Linked DNA regions of Homo sapiens: region 1 is linked to region 2. Evidence: chromatin loops called from intact Hi-C (ENCODE). Cell type or tissue: GM12878. All regions are shown on one strand. Links, peaks and the distances in the headings refer to the core of each region. The heading gives the core; the rest is flanking DNA.

The links. A loop is a pair of places that touch in the nucleus more often than their neighbours do. Peaks named below come from ENCODE experiments on the same cell type or tissue, not always from the same donor. Only the 100,000 strongest peaks of a DNase experiment are listed, where the experiment ranks them.
Region 1: it touches region 2 in a loop (2.4-fold over the local background); 5 of 110 quality-filtered maps call a loop at or near these places.

Annotation. Positions count from the first base shown.
Region 1 is chr2:152,630,356-152,640,866 of GRCh38, reverse strand. FMNL2 (formin like 2) reads right to left here. Exons shown (of 26, transcript NM_052905.4): 21 at 8,730-8,859; 22 at 4,277-4,440; 23 at 3,193-3,294; 24 at 811-909; 25 at 1-76. Among named protein-coding and RNA genes, the nearest start is that of PRPF40A, 82 kb to the left of the region's middle. In GM12878, for the core only: a CTCF peak has its summit at 5,006 (motif pointing right); a DNase peak (open chromatin) is centred at 5,046.
Region 2 is chr2:152,460,143-152,470,653 of GRCh38, reverse strand. All of the region lies in intron 1 of FMNL2 (formin like 2), which reads right to left. Among named protein-coding and RNA genes, the nearest start is that of FMNL2, 130 kb to the right of the region's middle. In GM12878, for the core only: a CTCF peak has its summit at 4,436; DNase peaks (open chromatin) are centred at 2,653, 3,053, 3,513 and 4,493; H3K4me3 peaks cover 988 bases; H3K27ac peaks cover 1,233 bases.

The DNA.
Region 1 (10,511 bases), core at 1,931-6,930, 170 kb before region 2:
TGTTATCTTTAACTTGTCGTCTTCTTAATTCTGCAATTAACTCTTGCTGCTGCCTCTTTGATTTATGAGAAGGAGACTGAGAAGAAAGAAGGGCAGAGATTAGTGAGGCCAGCACCCATTAGGAGTTTGTGAAAATCCAAAATGTGCCTGAGCATTATGTTACTAATAAGCAGCTTCGGCCAAAAACACACACACATCCCACATTCTGCTCAGTTGCAGAGAACTCAAGCTTCTGGGAAGGAAACAAAAACTTCCACTGACGAACACACAAAACTTCACCTGGCAGCAACAAGAAGGCTGGAGTCTACGGCAACAAGAGGCAACTGGTAATGACCATAGATGTCTTAAACTGTGTTGCCAAGGATCACAATGAAGAAAACTTTGGACTGCCAGCCTTTATGCTCTTTACCTACTAACGAGGTTGCCCTCCATGAAATGTTCCCTCCATTCCTGCTAGCAAGTCCCTCCAGCTATCAAGGCCAGCACCAATGGGCATCTGCATAAAGCCTTCTCTGGATGCTAAGCCCTCTGGTCACTGGGTCATCTGGTGTGGCCTCTCTGTATATCCAACTAAGTTCCAGATGTCTATACGCTTGGATATGCTACACAAACATGCTCTTAGCCTCATTCCAGTGGTTGCAGAACAAAGTAATCAATGAGCATATTTCCATTTGCCAAGTGTCCAGGCACCAGAAGGAAGTGGTCAGGATCCTGGGCACACCTGGCTTGCTGGTCCTTTGTATGGCTTGCTCTGAAGAGCCCTCTCAGCCTCTCCTCACGGACCTGTCTCATGAGTGCGGCACTTCTTACCTTTGGATCCTGCTGCTCCATCAGAGCTTCTTGCTCTAGGAGTTTTTCCATGAGAGCTTGTTCCTGCTTTTTCCTCAGCTCATTTTCCTCTTCTGCTTGCTGGGTAAATCAAAAGAACCAGAAAGATGATGTTAATGGAAATGAGAGCAGCCAAGATTTTTTAAAGTCATTCTTCAAGCATCCTTAGTGAGTTGAGAATTACAATAAATGGAAGGTTGAGAAGATCTACACTTTATGCCTGTATTTAGCTCTGCTTCTGGGCTTCGCTACCTGTCACATCTCTTTAAAAGCTGGGAGCTGAGATTCAATTCATCCAGAAGTCCTTTCCTGATGATCGCTCCCTGTTTGAACTTTCTCTTAGTCTCTGTCCCACACACTGGTGGGCACCTACCATCCTGGCAGCTGTGCTCAGTGATTTTGTTTTCCTTTCAGAGACAGTCTGCCTACCTAGAGTTCCTCTGATAGCAGGATCTAAGATTCTTCTGCCTTCTGCCTATTGTTAGGGGAAAACCCTCATTTCTTTTCGGGGCCTCACCAGAGTGACACTCTTGGACTCTCCCATGCCTTGCTCCTTCCCAAGGAAGGCAGTGTGACTAGTCTGATGAATCTAGAAGAAAGTGAATAGGCTCACCTCAGCTCAGCCCTCTTGGGCACTCTTTCTTTTGAAGCCGGCCTCCCCGAAGAGACCTCTAGTTGTCAAGCTGTGAACTGATGGACAGGTCATCTACCTAATTTGCAGCTGAAGCAGAAGGTCACAGACACCACATCCTCCAGCCCAGCTGTTATCAGTAATAAAGTTTACATTTGGGTCTCCATTGCTTTTGTTTTCATTTTGGTCTATATGAGAGGGATGATGTCCTAAAACCCCAACCTCTGCCTACAAAGTCCCTAGGTGAGTGCCAGGCTAGGAGGCTATTCATCACGTATAGGGCAAGAAAAACATCCTGGCAGTCACATCACTGCCTGGCACATGCTTCACTGAATCAGCTGTGAAAAATCACAGGGAGGAACAGTGAGGTGGAAGGAGCACGCTGATGGACAGGCTGGGACCTCCAACACAGCCCAGACCACCAAGGGCAGCTTCTTTTTTCCTCTGCTCCACGCATATCCCTGCTGATGCCTCAGGCTTTGAGACAAACCCCAGCCACTTCCCAACCTGTCTTAGCCGATTTTAAAATATATTTTCTCTTTTGACCTTAGACTTACATGTTTTTATGTGAAAAAAATGGCACAGCACATGACAAGGGCCATCGCAGACTATCTCTACAGCACATAAACACAGCCAGCCAGTGGGCTTGGGCTACCAAGCACTGCAGACGGCAGCAGTTGGTGGCCCGCAGCCTTCTCATCACGAGCAAATCCTGAGTCTGGCACACGGAGTTTGTGCTGTGTTTCTGTTCACCCTGACTGCCACAGACGTTCCTTCTACCAGCAGCTTATAGCTCTACTGCTACATTAAGCCATGCTGAGGGAAGATGGGCTAAGAATATTTTGACTTTCTGAGTTTTAGTAAAAGGCCCAATAATGATTTTCCAGAGCCTTCAGCCCCTAGTGGTGTTAGGGAAGTGTCCCCCTATTTCCAACAGGACTTCTCAAAAGTGTGGAGAACCCTGCCACATCCCTCCTCCCCTCTGCAATAAACATTCCTCCTACCTCCACCAGTGTTATCAGTGCTACATGAAGATACGCCTGGAGGATATAGATTGAGGTGTTGCCAAGGTCAGCTAAAATCTTCTAACAGCCTTCTTGTAATTTCTCAAATGGACAAATCCTTCTGATACATGTCTCTTTGCGTCATAGGCTTTTTCAAGACCACAGCCCTGGATTATGTCCAAGAGGGCCTCCCATTTAAAGGAAGGGCCACTTACTGATCCACACAAAGAAACAGAGAGTGCCCATCCTTAAAAGCACCATCCTTTAGTCCATACTAGAGAAATGCTGGTCTAAGAGGTCCTAAGCCCTGTGCTATGACTTACACAAGCAGGCTCTCCTTAACTTCAGCTGTATCATGCACCTTCACCACAGCCCACAGCTCACTTCTACCCATTAAAGAATTCCACAAGAGGCCTGGATTTTCAAGTACTTCACCTTGCCTGCCTAGGTGAACAGTCAATGGGGCAGCAATGTCTTTGAGCATCTCCCTTGCCCCAAGGGGGCTGCCAAGAGCTTTGTTTTCTGGCTGAGGCAGAGGACTGGCTAGGTGGAGAAAGGGACCATAATGTCCCTCAGCCTCCACAGAGCTAGGGACTGCTATCTCGTGAATGCCACCCAGATCTGCTGTCCACAGGAACTGGGAGGCCTCTGCAGAGAGTTGGGACTCAGACACATCTCAAGGAGGGCAATTGCTTGAGAAATAAGGGCAAGGAGGGCCTTAACATATACCTTATATGCTTTCACAAACCGGACAAAGACAGGAAAGAAGACAGAGGGTGGTGTTGTCTTGGGGTTTTCTCCAAAATACTTCACAACATCATCAAAGGCATCCTGTGAAGAAGCAAATTTTTCTTGAGTTTCATTAGTTAGGCATTTGAACTGGATGCTCTAGGGGGAACGCTGATGCAAAGCAGCAGCCACAAGACAGAGGCTCCCATGGCCTTGCGTTGCTGCACCTCCCTTACCTCCCAAGATTGCCTAACGCCTCCGTGTTTCCTCCAAACGCCTCAGCAGAGGCAATCCGAGGAATGCAATAGTGGGGCACAGGAATTCATCTGCAGGACCTCCTGCCACTTCTACACACAGGCATACATGCATGCATGCACACGCACACACCCCACATACAAAACAAGGAAATCTTTCTTACAGGAGTTTCCAAAGGCCGTGGCAGAACCCCTTAAAACCAACAAGGTCAAAAGGGATCTTGGTCACTCTGACCCTAAATTCCACTTCCTTGCTTCAACACTCCCTATGACAGCCTCACACAGGGGACACTCAGTCTCTGCCTGAACTCTTCCATGATACAAGATTGCCCCAAACCAGAGGCCCTTCCACTGAATCTGCTTTCTGAGTCCCCATCCCCCAACTTTGCCTCTGCCTCTTCTGATAGCGTACTGTTCATTCTGTTTTGCAGGCCTGCCTATCTATCAGCAACCCCCAGTATAGTGTAAGATTTTCAAGGACAAGATCTACAGAAACCCACTACACAGGAAACACTGCTTTGCCGAGCACAGGCCTGACGCATGTGGGCTGAACTGAATACAGCACCCACACTGGAGTGAGTATTGAAGTGAAAGGGGAGGGGGAGGGGACAGGGTAAAGAGCCCCAGATTAGAAAAGGACAATGAGGACGGGGCCCTTCCAAGAATAACCCTGGGAATGGTCCCCCCGTAATAAATAATAGTTACAACAAGAAAGCTACCCTCCACAAACAGAGGGAAATGGAACATTTCTCCCCAAATACAGGGCCTGCACCACAGGCAGCTTTAATGGATGCAGCCTCTTCACAGGTTTCAGGGGCACCAATACTTGCCTGTGCGATCTTGGCATCATCCTGCAGCTTCTTCAGCTTCCCCTCATTGTTGAGGATGAACTCCTTCAGCAGCGTGTTATGGTCATGCATGGTGTACTCTCTCTTGGTCAAGTCCATTCCCCTCTGGAGCTCCTTGACATCCAGCAAAACATTCTCAAGGGAGACTAAAGCAGAGAAAGAACATCCCAGTGAAACTCAATGGGGAAGTCACAACCACAGCGAATCTGGCTGCTGGGCCAAGTTCTCAGGAGATTCTTAGGCTTACTCAAGGGCCCTAAACCTAGCTTCCAGCTTTTGGCACAGAGATCTTTTAATGCAAAGAAGCATTATAAGCACTACATTACATTCTTTGCATGCACTAGTTCATTTGCATCATTAGCTCATTTTGTCAATGAGCAAAAGCAGCATAAAGAGGTTCTGTGGCCTGCCCTTGGTCACACTGCTAGTAGGTGGCAGAGGAGTTCAGGTAACAAATGTGGACTCTAAATCCCACACTTGCACAAAACTATTCCATTTCTCTTACAAGAATAGCCTATGGGTGGGCCCGTAGGCTCAGAGGTCCTTATCTGCAGCAAGCCTAAGGTTTTGTGTGTTTTAGAGACAAGGTTTCACAATGTCATCCAGGCTGGAGTGCAGTGGTTCCATCATAGCTCACTGCACCTTCAAACTCCTGCCCCGACTTTCCAAAGTGTTGGGATTACAACTCTTTTTGCATTTCTCTGACTCTCCAGCAGGGGGCAGCCTTTTGTCGGTTGACCATAGGTTGTATTGATTACTAGGACCCAAAGCAGCCTTGCACAGCTAACAACCCCTCCCTATTCAGCAAGGTTTAGTGTGAACCTTTCTGTCTGCAGTGTGGCCCCTCCCGGGGCAGGCACTCCCCCACAGCCTCCTGAGCAGCTTCTTTAGGACGTTGAGTACCAGCTCTGGGCCCCCTTGCCTGACTCAACTCTGCACGTGGACAAATTATTGGTGCAAAAGTAACTGCAGTATTTGCTGAAATCTGCTGTTTGATATTGGAATACATTCTTAAATCAATGTGGTTATGTTATACATCATTTTAATGCACACTTCTCACTTTTTTTGCTAATGACGTATTAACTTGCTGTTTGTATTTATTTTAGACTACGGAAATGACGTTAGACAAAAAGCAAATTCAAGCAATTTTCTTATTTGAGTTCAAAACGGGTTGTAAAGCAGTGAAGACAACTCGCAACATCAACAATGCATTTGGCAATGCATTTGGTGGTTCAGGAAGTTTTGCAAAGGACACGAGAGCCTTGAAGATGAAGAGCTTAGTGGCCGGCCATCAGAAGTTGACAATGGCCAACTGAGAGCAATCATCGAAGCTGATCCTCTTGGAACCACACAAGAAGCTGCTGAAGAACTCAACATCAACCATTCTACAGTCTTTTAAAGCAAATTTGAAAGGTGAAAAAGCTTGGTAAGTGGGTGCCTTATAAGCTGAGAGAAAACTTTTTAAAAAATCGTTGCTTTCAAGTGTCATCTTCTCCTCTTCTACACAACGAACCATTTCTCAATCAGATTATGACATGCAACAAAAAATGGATTTTATATGAGAATCAGCAATGACCAGCTCAGTGGTTGGACCAAGAAGCAGCTCCAAAGCACTTCCCAAAGCCAAACTTGCATCAAAAAAAAAAGAAGTCATGGTCACCATTTGGTGGTCTGCTGCTGGTCTGATCCACTACAGCTTTCTGAATTCCAGCGAAACCATTACATCTGAGAAGTATGCTCAGCAAATCAATGAGATGCACCCCAAACAGCAACGCCTGTAGCTAGCATTGGTCAAGAGAAAGGGTCCAGTTCTCCACGACAACACCCAACTGCACATTGCACAACCAACGCTTGAAAAGTTGAACAAATTGGGCTATGAAGCTTTGCCTCATCCGCCATATTCACCTGACCTCTTGCCAACCGACTACCACTTTTTCAAGCATCTCGACAACTTTTTGCAGGGAAAATGCTTCCACAACCAGCAGGATGCGGAAAATGCTTTCCAAGAGTTGTTGAATCTAGAAGCACAGATTTTTTTCACTACAGGAATAAACAAACTTATTTCTCATTGGCAAAAATGTGTTGATCTTAATGGTTCCTGTTTTGATTACTAAAGATGTATTTTGTTTGTTTGTTTTTGAGACGGAGTCTCGCTCTTTTCACCCAGGCTGGAGTGAAGTGGTACAGTCTCAGCTCACTGCAACCTCTGCCTCCCGGGTTCAAGCAATTCTCCTGCCTCAGCCTCCCAAGTAGCTGGGAGTACAGGCATGTGCCACCATGCCCAGCTAATTTTTGTATTTTTAGTAGAGACAGGGTTTCGCTATGTTGGCCACGCTGGTCTCAAACTCCTGACCTCAAGTGATCCGCCCGCCTCAGCCTCCCAAAGTGCTAGGATTACATGAGCTACCGCACCCGGCCATAATAAAGATGTTTGAGCCTAGTTATAATGATTGATAATTCACGGTCCAAAATCACAGTTGCTTTTGCACCAACCTACTAAAACAGTGCAGTAGGTTTTTCCCTCAGTAGACTCACACTGTCTTATCATCCTTGATTCTCTAATACTTATGATAGTGCCAAGTACATGGAGGGCACTCAAAGGTGTTCACTGGATAAATGAAGGAGTGAGTGAACACATGAGTGAAGGAATACAGAATCTGTGTTGGGCAACCTGGGCACCAGAGAGCAAACAGAAAGAACAGTTCTGCCAGGGAGCAACCCAGTCTCCCATTTTCCCCACCGATGTTTTTCAAATGACACCATTTGGACCAAACAAAATGAATTAGTACCCATTGGTCAGGTAGAAATTATAATAGCTTTTTAACATTTTTCTTAATTAGAATTGTGAGGTGTAATTAATTTAGGCAAAGGGAAACTTAAAAGGAGGAAAATCATTTGGTCAGAACAGAAATTCTGCCTACTGTCTAAGTGAGCCCCGAACTTGCTCTAGGTCTATCCAGCCTGCGTCATATAGTTCTTCATAGTCAGAGAGTCATCTCCATCTGCCTCTCAGTCTCCACCACAGCTTCTGCAGCATTTGTCCCTGTAACAGTGCATCATCTCATTCATTCATTTGTTCACTTGTTCATTCATTTATTTCCAACATCCAATTTTCAGGGGCTGAGAGAAATAGAAAGATAAATAAAACCTGATATACCCTTAAGAAGTGCACAGATTGGCCAGGCATGGTAACTCACACCTGTACTCCCAGCACTTTAGGAGGCTGAGGCGAGAGGATCACTTGAGCCCAGGAATTCAAGACCAGCCTAGGCAACACAGGGAGACCCCATCTCTACAAAAATTTTAAAAATTAGCTGGGCATAGTGGTGTGTGCCTGTGGTCCCAGCTCCTCAGGAGGCTGAGGTGGGAGGATCGTTTCAGCCTGGGAGGTCAGGACTGCAGTGAGCTGTGATCATGTCACTGCACTGTAGCATGGGCCACAGAGCAAGACCCTGTCTAAAAAAAAAAAAAAAGAAGAGCACAGATTGCAATGGACATGCAAATTGTTGTAATACAGTATGAGAAATCTTGTACGAGAGGGTAGACCAGAGTGTTCTTTAGTGAGAACACAGAAGCAGCAGCCATTTACCATGGCTGAGTTAGAGAAGGCCTCACCCTCCAAAATTCCAGATGCCTGAGGTACCCCACAGGAATCTGAATTTATAATAAACACTGGCTGCTTATGGTTCGATATCACAATTTGAGAATCACAGCCTATAAATGACTGTAAGGTCAATCTGCATATCATTCCTTTTGCTAATCGAATATGCTTTTGAGGGAACATGGTACATTGGATAATACACTTCATGAGAAGTAAGACCAGGTTTCTAGTCCTGTTTCTATCACTTTCTACTCATGTGACTTTGGGCAAGACATTTAACCTCGAAAAATCTCAATTTTCTCACCTATAATAATGGAGATACTATTACCTTGTACATCCCAGCTATCTTAGAGTCACAGATGATTTAAATGACAAAATGTATAACTGTCTTAGCAAAGTAGCAACCAAGAAGTGCTAATAATTTAACTAGTGTCCAGGCAAAGGCAAAATGTTTACAACTGCCACACTTGAGCAAGTAGAATGGCACAAAATCAAATTAAAAGTGTTTGTTGGGTGATGATTCTCAGATTCTCATTCTCACATTTCATACAATAGCAGCAGAATAAAAAGGGCAGTGAATAAAAGAGGGAAGGGACATGACGCTCAGTGGCCTGTGTCTTACAGAAAGGACACAGAGATCACCTTTACACCCATGTGCTCTTCTGCTCTCAGGGGTGGACAACACCACGGCCGATGTGTTCCAGCTCAGTGTGTCTGACTTCTTAGCCTTGGCTTTTTAAATGGGTTCTGAAAAGTGTTTAAGCAGGGAATGGCTCCACCACAATTAAAGGCATTAAATACCCAAGACGAACGGTAATAGCTGAAATCAAGTACCTGCAGCAGCTTTTTCCACATAATGAAGCTCATTATAAAACAGGGACACTTGGTGATATTTTTCTTTCACCACATTGGATATATAGTGCAACAGTGTTTGCTTTCTGTCTGTTGACTTTGTATCTAAGAGCTGAAAACAAAAGGGAACGTGGGTTAGGTACAAGAGTAAAGGGTAACAAGACACTTACCCCTCAGGTGACGATTTCCCACCCAGAGTCATTAACTGAGTAACAGTCGCCCAACAGGCTGGAGCATTCCCAGAGGAGGGTCAGGATTCCATTTGTTCCTTAGTGAACCAGTCCATTGATGCTTAACTGGCTCAAGGACTTTCCAACCAGGGCACATGCTTAACTATAGGGATGACTCTAAGCACCTAAGAATGATTCGCAGCTTTCCTCTACAGTAGTTCCTATTTACCCACAGGTTTACTTCCCATGGTTTCAGGAAACCCACAGGTTTCAGGTATCCAAAAATACTAAGTGGAAAATTCCAGAAATAAACAATTCATCAGATTTGAATTGCGCACCACTCTGAGCAGCATGATAAAACCTCGCACGTGCCATTCCCATCCACCCTAGACCGAGAATCACCCCTTTGTCAAGTGGATCCACGCTGTAATCATTACCTGCCATTAATCACTTAGTAGCCATCTGGGTTATCAGGTTAACTGCCGCCTATTGCAGTGTTTGTGTTCAAGTAACGTGTTTTATTTAACTGCTCTATTTTTTTTTTTTTTTTTTTTTTTGAGATGGAGTCTCGTTCTGTCGCCCAGGGTGGAGTGCAGTGGCACAATCTTGGCTCACTACAAACTCCACCTCCTGCGTTCAAGCGATTCTCCTGCCTCAGCCTCCCGAGTAGCTGGGATTACAGGTGCCTGTGACCCAAAAATTAGCCCAGCTAATTTTCCTATTTTTAGTAGAGACAGGGTTTCGCCATGTTGGCCAGGCTGCTCTCAAACTCCTGACCTCAGGTGATCCTCCCGCCTCAGCCTCCCAAAGTGCTGGGATTACAGGTGTGAGCCACCAGGCCTGGCCTATTTTATTTTTTAGTTATTGTGAATCTCTCACTGTGCCTAATTTATAAATTCAACTTTATAACAGATATGCATCTCTAGAAAAAAAACAGTGTATATATAGGATTCAGTACTATCTGAGGTTTCAGGCATCCACTGGGGGTCTTGGATCACAGCCCCCATGGATAAGGGGGACACTGATTACATGAACTCTCCCAGCCCTGCATCTGCTATCCCACCTTCCTTGCCTTAAAAGCAGGACGGCTCTAATTTTAGTGCTCTTCAAAGTAAAAAGCCAGAGGAGAAATGGGGATGTACAGCCAGCAGGTGCATGCAGGTGCCTCCTACACAGCAGGGCTCCTATGCTCCAGTTTTTACATTTAGCTTAGGCCCTCCCTTATTTCCTAGCCTGTGAAGACCTGAAACAGACATGCTTAACTGATCATGATCTGCTGGAGGCCAGAACTGTGACTGACTAGACACTCCATATTAAATAACTAGCTCCCTGGTCGGGGGACTCAACCCACTGCCCAGCCTTCTCATGTGACAATCACGTTAGGCCTGCACAGTCTGGAGGGAGTCCACGGAGGATTTTCTCTAGTCTTATTCACATTAGTTAGGTGACTCTGAAAATTAGAGCACCCTGCATGCAACAACAACAACAAAAATTTAAGAAAATATAGAAAAGTACTTACAAAAAGCAGTTTGAAAAAATTTCCTGATTCCATCCAACCTCTGCTAATATTTTAACCTATTTCCATTCAGTCTTT
Region 2 (10,511 bases), core at 2,550-7,549:
ATATTGTCAATCTTTATTGATGCGACTATGTACTAATTATGGCCATAAGAGGAAAATGGGTTGATTAAGCGTATTTTTTCTCATAGGGTATAATATCTAATGTCATTTTGTAATCTAGAAGAAATAAATTTTCAATATCTTTCTATAGATGAGCTTTTCATCTTTATCAGCTTCTTCTCTACTTTCCCACGTCCTAGTTGTCAGCCACGGTTGACAAATCGTAGACAGCAATCTTCCAAATACTTTCATCTAAATCTTCAAGTGATATTCTCAGAAGACAACCAATAATAATGGTTAATATTTATTGAGCAATTACTAGAGAACAGGCCCTGTGCTAAGGGACATACACATCACCTGAGATTACGGGACTTGCTCAGCTCACAAAATGATTGAAAAGGCAGAAATGGAACCAGAACCCAGGTCTTCCCACTTCCTGTGTATGCCGTAAACATTGCATTATTCAGCCTCAAATATCACCCACCTCTAAAATAGCCACCTTTGTCCTTTATTAGGGAGGGGAGAGGCTATCTTTTAAGCTAAGTTATTCAAATCTATTTGAAATTTTAAAAGAAATAACACAGACACAAAGCAGGGAGGGTATGGTCAGGAAAGGGGAAACCAACAAACACTTAAAGGAGACATTCATTTTTAAAAAGGTTTCCTAGGAATAAATTACCCTCATTAATAAATGCAGTGTTTCAGTTTCATGTACTATTTCAAATCCAATGGTAGTTAACTACTCTAAAATGCAGTATACAGCCAAATACGGCACACCATAGAATTACTGTGTTTCTCTATGACGGCATAATGCTTCTTCAGACTAGCCTTAGGATGCACATACTGCTCCCATTTTACAAGGTGGGAAAACTAAAGGACGGAGACATTATTTTCTTTTTAAAAAAATTATAACCAGAAAACATAGCAGAAGAAAAAGATCAGAACATGTATTTCCTTACTCTTAATTGCATGCTCAATTAAGCAAAGAATTTTCAATTGATGACCTCTCCAAGCGGAGCATAAGGACACAGGAGGTTCAGCATTTCCACCCCAATTTGACAACCACTGGACAGGCCACGCAAGGGGGAGCAGAAGTCCTGAGAGTGAATAGGAAGGCTCAGGCAACATGCAGAATAACAAAGAAATGGCATGAGTCAGAAGACGGGTGCAGCTGTGGGTGCAAACAAACATTTAGGGAGCATGTGGGAAAAGGGATACTAGCCAAGGAGGCTAGAGAAAAGTAGTCAGAAGTAGGTGGATAATGAGAGGTGTTGACAATAGCTGTGTCACTTCTCAAGGCATGGGGTGTCCCAAGGCAATGCAGAGACTTAATTCTGATTCCAGAGGCACTGACTTCCTCCTCGGTGTTACACATGATATCAGGAAGAGCTGAAATGACACGTATGCAAAGGTTCTCAGATGACAAGGGAAGTGGTGAGCAGCAGACAAGAAGGCAAAAGAAGCCAGGAGGAGGCCTGTCCTGGAGGGCTTCATATGCTTAATTGCAAAATCCACCCAAAAGGAAGAAAAACGAATCAACAGCGTCAGTGTATTCCAGCTCATGGCAGAAACAGGAAACTCAATCTGAACAAGAGTAATTGGCTCATGTTAATTTTCTCCACTTTCATTTTATCACGTTGTGAGTCAAAGAGGTAATTTACAGAAAGGGCTATAAAGCATTGTGTATGTTATGTGGAGTCTATTATGCATCATTATTACTTCATTTATATCCTAAAGTACCAATTTCAACAAAGTAATCAGGTTCCATTATCTCTCCCCATTGAATGAGTTCTCTAGCCAGCTCCCACCCTCAAATCACCTATTCAATAATTATCTTTTGAGCACTTGCTTCAGTAAGGTATTGTTGTACAGGGGAGTATTCACATCTATGCTCTAAAACAGCATTGTCTAAAAGAATTAAAATGAGAAGCACATATGGAATTAAATTTTCTAGTAGCTACATTAAAAAGTAAAAAGAAGAAACTGATTTCAATAATGTTTTGGATATACTGGCTTAAATAAGGTATATCATTTCAATATGTAACCAACATAAAATTATTAATGAAGTAGGGGAAAAAATGCAAAATAAGCTTTTGAAATCTTGTGTATTTTTACTTACAGCACATTGTAATTCACATGCTAAATTTTCAGCAGATACACTTATGTTTAGATTTCATAAAATATACAAATGAAAAAAAAACAGGTTCACATACCCAAGTTGTTCCAAATACAGAAAAAGTTTTCCAGTAACTGAAGTGTTTTTAAATGTAAATTAATTGAACTGAAATAAACTTAAACTGTTTGCTCCTAGGTTACACTAGCCACATTTCAAGTGCTCCACAACCTCAAAGGCTGGTGGTTCCTGTATCGGACGGCACAGCCCTAGATCTATACACACTCACTTTTGAGGAAACAAGAGAGAAATCTCATTATGTATCAGGGGAATTAGTTTCTTAATCAAAGGCCTCAAGGGCTGTAATAAAGTCAGAATTCTTCAGAATCCCTCAAATAAAGGTATCAGTGCTACACTGAAGCCATGACTACTCTATGCTTTGTCATTCAGGGGCTAAACCAATTCCTGGTTCAATCATTTGCCTTAGCAACTTAGGAGCAGTGATTTAGAAATGGGTAAGAGCCTGAGCTCTGGAGGCCAACTGCCCAGCTTGAAAATCCAGATCTTCTGATCACTTGCAAGTAGCTTAACAACTCCATGCTTCAGGTCCTCCTAAAATGGGGTGATGATGACAACAGTACCTACCTAACCAAGTTATTTTGACAATTAAATGAGCTAAAACACACATAGCTTAGCACAGTGCCTGGCAGATTAAGAACTCAATAAACAAATGTTGTTGCTTGCATCAACAGTTGACCAGGCCTGCTCTCGGAAGAAAGAAGCACTCCATGGCAAAACCTATTGTGTGCACACATGCATATGCTGTGTACATACTGATAAAGTCCACAGCGAGCTCACTATGAAGATGGCAATCAGAATTAACCCTATATCATTTACATCCTCCACAAACAAAATAATACAAGCACAGACAGTTCCTTAAACAGCATATACTATCCAAACGAGTGCACGGCATCAAAAGATGCAGCGTAACTACACAGGATGAGCTGCTGGTAAAGTCAGCAGCATTCACAGGGGAAAAGCTCTGTCAGCCTTCGATTTGTAGGAAACAGGGGCCGAGGGAAGAAGCAGGAGGCAGGAGAGTGGGGTGAAGTACCCGTTAACAAACGGGACAAGCAAGATTCCTAGTGTAAGCACATACGGTATTTATTAAGTTTGAGGAGTCTGGTTACATCTATTTTGAGATTTGTGTGTTTCATTTCAGTTTGCCAAAGGAATGACAATCCAACAAGAATTACTGAACAGGTTCAGCACGTAGAGGAATATGTTGGCACTTCCAAGAAAAAAGAATAAGGTGCTGGGGTAGATGGTAAACAAGCAAGATCCAGCTCTTGTCAGAAAAAAAAGAGCCAAATGACCAGCAAGAAAGGAGAAGTGAGATTCTGCCCAGGAAACGGGGCTTACTCAAGAGTTAAGGTAAGGCAGTGTCAGAAACACAGTGAAGCAAGCCAAGAACACTAAGGCTTGCCTCATTGTAGGAGTAGCTGTACCTCACTCAGCCCTCTGGCTATAAGTGAAGCTTCCCAGACTGGAGGAGGCAGGAAGAAGGAAGAATATTTCACAGCCTCAAATCTTCAGGGACAAAATCGGTGCAGGCTTATTAGGAAGAGAAGCGGCAAGCCTTAGAACACCAACCAAAAATCCATAGAAAGACATGATTTTATTGCTGGCATCCCACTCACAGCACTTCACGGGGACTGCAGAGGCTGCCATGTTTCTTTGGATCTAGTTGAGAGAGGAAGACAACTCACTTGATAAAGTACAAGGAGAGCTAAGTTCAGAAATGCCATATTTAAAGGGCAGTATATGCCACCGTCTTCTCCCCCTGCTCCTTAATACTAAGGAAAGCCTGAGGGATCTTATGAAGGAAGACAAAGGAAGTCCAGTGTTAATAGGATGGTCTTTTGCCATTTTTGTTTCATGAGATGACTTCAGCTCAACTCTCCTTCAAACCCAATTACTAGCCAGGCTCTGATTTTGACTACTCAAATCCAAAGTGGCCCACATTATATCCACCAACAATTAGATATACTACAATGATGACTGGGGATAAGGGGGCTATAAGTGGTTAAGGAGGAAGAAGAGAATTCCAGATACTTCTTTGAAGTTAGCTCAGTTTAAGAAAACTTTAAAGAGAAACAAATAAAGACAGAAAAGAAAGAAATTTTACTAGTAGTGGAAAACATTTTCTTCAAAGATAAGGTGGTTTACAAAACGCCAATGAGTCACCCAGAGGCCAGTGCAGCCCAGACCCATCAGGGGCATGTCCTCCCCCGCAGCGGGCAGGAGGGCACACGTGGTGTCCGGATGGAGGCGCCAAGTGACAGGGTTCAGACAGTCCTCACACTATAAAGTGCTGCATGGTTTACCACACCTGCTATATGCTCTCTTGAGTCTCCTAACCAGTCTCCTTATTTGCCTGTTAGGAAACCATGGCTCAGAAAGATCAAGATCATCTTATTAGTTAAGGTAAAATCAAGATTAGACCTCAAATTTCCCAAATCCTAGTCCAGTGCTTCTTCCCACAACATTAAGTTGCTTCCTGAAAATAACCAACCATAATTCTCCACTTAGCAACCTTTCTAGCAACTTTCTGGTCCTGGTCATAAACTCTCACCTCCACCATAAACTGATGCTTTTATCAGGGATATTCTATCACATCTCCATGTTCCCAAAACAGAAAGGAAGTTTTAGGGAACCCCTTTCCTTTGCTCTAGGCGCAAGCCCACAGGTGCCCTCGAGGCAAAGTGCTAAGATAAGTGTGTTGACATCATTTTCCCATGGAAGAAACCTGATCTCTCCAAAGAAAAGCCGAGTACTTCCAGTGGACAATTCTGAGCCTTCTGTTCCCCTACTTATGCCAACTGCTTAGCTTGAGCCAGATGGGGGGTGGGGATATATCCACTAACAAAATCTGGAATAATTACTGGGGTTTAAGTGCAATGTATCCTTAAAGAAACAGAAGCAAAAGCAATTAAACTATAGCACTGTACCTGGACTCACATCCAAAAGCCTCATTCAAGATACTAAAGGAGCCATTTCTCCCCTTCCCTCCATGGATTCCTTCCCTGTGCCTTTGTCCCACTTTAACCACTTTGCCCAAATAGCCCACTGACCAGGAACATCCCAGCCAAGTATTTCCAAATCTGGCTTGGTCAGCCTTCCTGCTCTCGGGCTCCTTTGAACCTCCTGCCTGCAACACACAAAATAGCACTGAATTGAGGTCTGACATGGCTCTTGTGGAGCACTCACCAACACACCAGGCTGCTTCACACCTCAGTGCCTTCGCACAGGGTGTTCTTGCCTGCACGAATGCCCTGTCCCACTAGTCAGAGGGGAGTCTTTTCAGAACTCTGCTCAACTCCCCTTCTCTATGAAGCCTCTCCGACTTTGCTGGTAGTTCACTACTTGCGCAGGGCTATGAGATCGCACTTGTTTCTTGTTGATGCTGCCATGGTAGTACTGATCCCACTGTATTACAAGTCATGGCTGAGTTCCCTGCTAAGCTGTAAGCCAAGAAGTTAGCATTCATGGCTCTTTTTAAACCTTTGTACATCTCGTGCCTAGCAGAGGGAAGCTAGATGGATGTCTAGCAATCAGGTCATCTCCCCTTCTCAATAAGATTCCTGAGGACAGAGATTAGGGCAATTTTTTGGTATCCCCCACAGAACCCTCCACTTCGCTAAGCACAAATGTCAAAGGCATCAACAGCAACAACATGCACACAGTAGCTTATTTCTCTGAGAAATAGGACAAGCATTCCCAGGGAGGCTCTGAGGAAAATGCTTTCAACTTTACCCAACTAGAGGATTTAGCGTCTGAGCCTCCTCCTCACACGCTGATCTGTTTCCACTTCATTTGTGCTAACTCATTTTACACTCAATCTAGTCTACACTGAGATCCAAGGTTATCCTCTGGGGCAAGGACAGTGAAATGGAAATTACAAAAGCTCATCAACAGACAAATGCTGGGAGAAAACATCTTGAACGTGTACTCTGCTCCCTTCTCCCCCAAACAATTTCACTGGAGTGGACAAATTTCAGTCCATCAGGGGGGTACATTCCTGAGGAGCTAGAGAGAGACCTTGGGAATTATCACACCCTGAAGAGTGGAAGCCAAACAAGAAATTTCTGCACTAAGCTTTTAGAAAAATAAGGCTAAAAAGAGAACATGTTTAAAGCCAGCCAAAGGAGTTAAGAATAACAAACAAACCCACCATTCTATTTGTTGGCACCCACAGAAAAGCAGAGGAGGAAGATACATTTGAAAATTAACCATCAGTGGCTGAGTGCGGGGGCTCACACCTGTAATCCCAGCACTTTGGGAGGCCAAGGTCGGCGGATCACCTGAGGTCAGGAGTTCAAGACCAGATTGGTCAACGTGGTGAAACCCTGTCTCTACTAAAAATACCAAAAAAAATAAAAAATTAGCCAGGCATCGTTGCATATGCCTGTAAACCCAGCTACTCAGGAGACTGAGGCAGGAGAATCGCTTGAACCTGCGAGTCAGAGGTTGCAGTGAGCCAAGACTGCACCATTGCACTCCAGCTTGGGTGATAGAGCGAGACTCCATCTCAAAACACACACATACACACACACAAAGGAAGAAAGAAAATTAACCATCAAACAAAGCAGATACCTGTTCTAGGTTTGAAGTGTTTTTCTCCAAATGGGAAAAGCCAGGGAGAAAAAAAAACAACATTCAATTCATTATAAACTAACTCATTTCAAATTAAATCCTGGCTGAGTAGTACCGGGAGCTCTAGGATACCTATTAGAAAAACTAGGGGAGAGGGAAAGGGGATGGTCTGAAAGCTACCTTTGCATGGCAAGCTCACTGCTCCTAAATTTGAGACACATGAGTAGCAATATTTTCTGAAGATGCTTTTATTTTATCTAAGACTGAGGAAATATCCACCATCTATTACAAGTCTAAGAGGGGAACTTCAAAGTCACTAGTGAAATCTTGCCACCCCTTGGTACCAGTAATGCAGAAGGCAGTAAACATCCTATTAAAGGCAAATTGCACTCAGGCCACAAGGGTATGATTTAGTTCTCTGGAGCAGATAATACCATAGGCTTTGAAGCAAAACCACCTTGGTTCTAATCCCAGCTCTGTCTCTAATAAGATGTGTGACCTTCAGCAAGTCACTGAACCTTGATTTCTTCATCACCAAGAGAAGGGTAATAGGCCCTATCTCCCAGGGCTGTTGTGAGGGTTGAATTAATTCATGTCTAACATATGAAAATGGCTCAATTTTAAAAACTATTATTTCAAAAAGGTAAGAAAAAAATTTATTTCAGGAGCAAGTATAACTGCAGAAGTATAAATGTTGGTCTCCATTACAAAGCAATGATATTTTTTGACAACAATCCTTTAAGAGATAGAACAAACAGGTTTGATAACTCCTCTTCTAACAACTAGAAATCCGACGTGCTAACTGGCTAACCCAAGGTCACCAAGATCATATGTTGTACCAGGAAGAGAGCAGAGAACTGCTAACACCCAACACAGTGCCCCTTAGAGGATAACGAATCTGTTGGACTACAAACATCCAATTGTTAATGAGATTTTTTCCCCCTAAATATCAAAAGAAACATTCTTTATAAATCCAAGCACAAGGGCTCTATTATGAAGAGAGAGAAAACAAGCCACGAATTGGAGGAAGCTGGATACGCTACATTTCTCTGCTTATGTGGTGGCAGAAACATGAGATCCAGGTTTAAGACAGGACTCCATCACCCCCCAGCTATGTGACCTTCAGCAAGTCAACTAACCTTTGAATCTCTTTTTGTTAGCCAAGTGGGATCATTTCTACCCCATCTAATGCACAGGGTATGATCAATTAAGAGTATATATGTAGTAGTCTTAGGAATCTAGCAAACACAAGGTATTGATGTGGTTCCTTCTTTATTTGTTCTTGTTCCTAGCAAACTTACATATAATATGAATAGCAAGGAAATAGATTTGTGGAGAATTTATAATACAAGCATAGATCTGTTCCCAAATTTGTTATACATCACAATCACCTGGGGAGCTTTGTAAACTCCGAATGACTAGGTCATCTCCATCAATTAAACCAGAATGTGTGGGAGTGGCAGACAATCAGAGGTTTTTTTAAAAATCCCCCTATAATTCCAGTGTGCAGTAATGTTTGAAAACCACTGGTCTAAGCTATTCTCCTAATGTCTTAATCATTTTCTCACTGCCTAAACTAATTCAAATTGTGGCTCCTTTATGAGTCTCTAGTTGAGTACGACAGCCACTAGCCCTATGTAGCTACTCACACTTGAAATAAACAAGATTAAAATTCAGTTCCTAGTTGTACTTGCCACATTTCAAGTCTTCAAAAGCTACGTAGGTGGCCAGGCCCAAGGGCTCCCACATGTAATCCCAACACTTTGGGAGGTTGAGGCAGGAGGATTACTTAAGCAAAATCCTATCTCTACAAAAAATTTAAAAATTAGCAGGGCACGATGGTACACACCTCTAGTCCCAGTTACTTGGGAGACTGAGGTGGGAGGATTGCTTGAGACTTGGAAGTTGAGGCTGCAGTGAGCAGTGATTGCACATCACACTCCACGCTGGGCAACAAAGAGAGATCTTGTCTCAAAAAAATTAAAAAGAAAAAAAGCTATGTAGGGCTAGTGACTACCTTTACTGGACTGGACTGTGCCAACATTGCACATTTTCATCACAGAAAGTTCTATTAGACAGTGAAGCTCTAGCTAGTCTGTAGCACAAAACCATCCTATACAAAAGAAGAACAAAATTCTTTTTGTAATTACATATCACCTTGATTATTTAAGTATTAAAGGTAGAAAAGTCTTCTCTCAACATCCATATCTGTGCTGTTAAATACAGTAGCTGCCAGCTGCACAAGGCTATTGGCATTTGAAATATGTTTAGGGTGAAGAAAGAATTGAATTTTTAATATTAATTTAAATTAATTTTTAATTCAGATTTTAAAACATGTTTGACTCAGTTATTGAAAAACTTTTAAGTATAACTGGAACAAATGTGGTATGTGAATCTACTTTTTTGACTCTAAATTTTATAATCTAAATACAGATCAAATATTTCCAACAAAAATTCAACATCAAATTGAGATGTGCATTAGGAGTAAATCATACACCAGATCTCAAAGACTTCATATGTTTAAAAAAAAGTAAAATATCTCACTAGTAATCTTTATATTGATTACATGTTGGAATGATATTTTAATATACTGGGTTAAATAAAATACATTAAAAATAATTCCGAAATCTGTTCTTTTCTCATTTTCTTCACCATCTATCTAACCAGGTGAACTGTTTCTTTCTTATCTCCTAACGTGGCTACTGGGAAATTTAAAGTTCATCATATGGTTCACATATTTCTATTGTTCAGCTCTGTTCCAAATTATCAATTCTTTGAAGGCAGAGGTCATATTACTCTTTTCTTATCCTCTACAGCAGCAGCCCCCAACCTTTCTGGTACCAGGAACCAGGGACCGGTTTCGTGGAAGATCATTTTTCCATGGACCAGGTAGTGGGGAGGCAAGGGGGAGATGGTTTGGGGATGATTCAAGTACATTACATTCATTGTGTGCTTTATTTCTATTATTATTACATTGTAATATATAACGAAATAATTATACAATTCACTATAATGTAGAATCAATGGGAGCCCTGAGCTTGTGTTCCTGCAACTAGACAGTCCCATCCAGGGGTGATGGGAGACGGTAACAGATCATCAGGCATTGGATTCTCACAAGGAGCATATAACCTAGATCCCTCACACGTGCAGTTCACAATAGGATTCACACTCCTATGAGAATCTAATGCTGCTGCTGATCTGACAGGAGGCAGGGCTCAAGCAGTAATGCAAGTGATGGGGAGCACTGTAAACACAAACAAAGCTTTGCTCACTTGCCCCTTGTGCGGCCTGGTTCCTAACAGGTCCGTGGCCCGGGGGTTGGGGACCCCTGCTCTATGAAGAGGGCAGTTGTGGGAAAGAAAGATATTCAACAAATACTGGCTCAATTCATTACAAGGCCAAAATACTTTGACCACTCTCAAGTTTGTTAAAATTACACTGTAGTGAATTTTAACTGAGCTTTGTGACAAATCAGTTTTCATCCAGAAGCAAGGCATACGGTAAGAACTTGGATGATAACTTTCTTCAGTCTTTTATCTGGCAGGACACAGTACCATATAATGGCTGCTAAAAACAAATTCAAACATATGAAACCAAATAAACACATTAATTACCAATATTTCAATTTAGTTCTACATGGATAGAACATGCTATTCTTTGTCCCTATTGGTCCCATTTGGGTTATTTCAATCAGGTATCATCAGACCACCAAATGAACATAATATGCCCACTACGTATATAAATG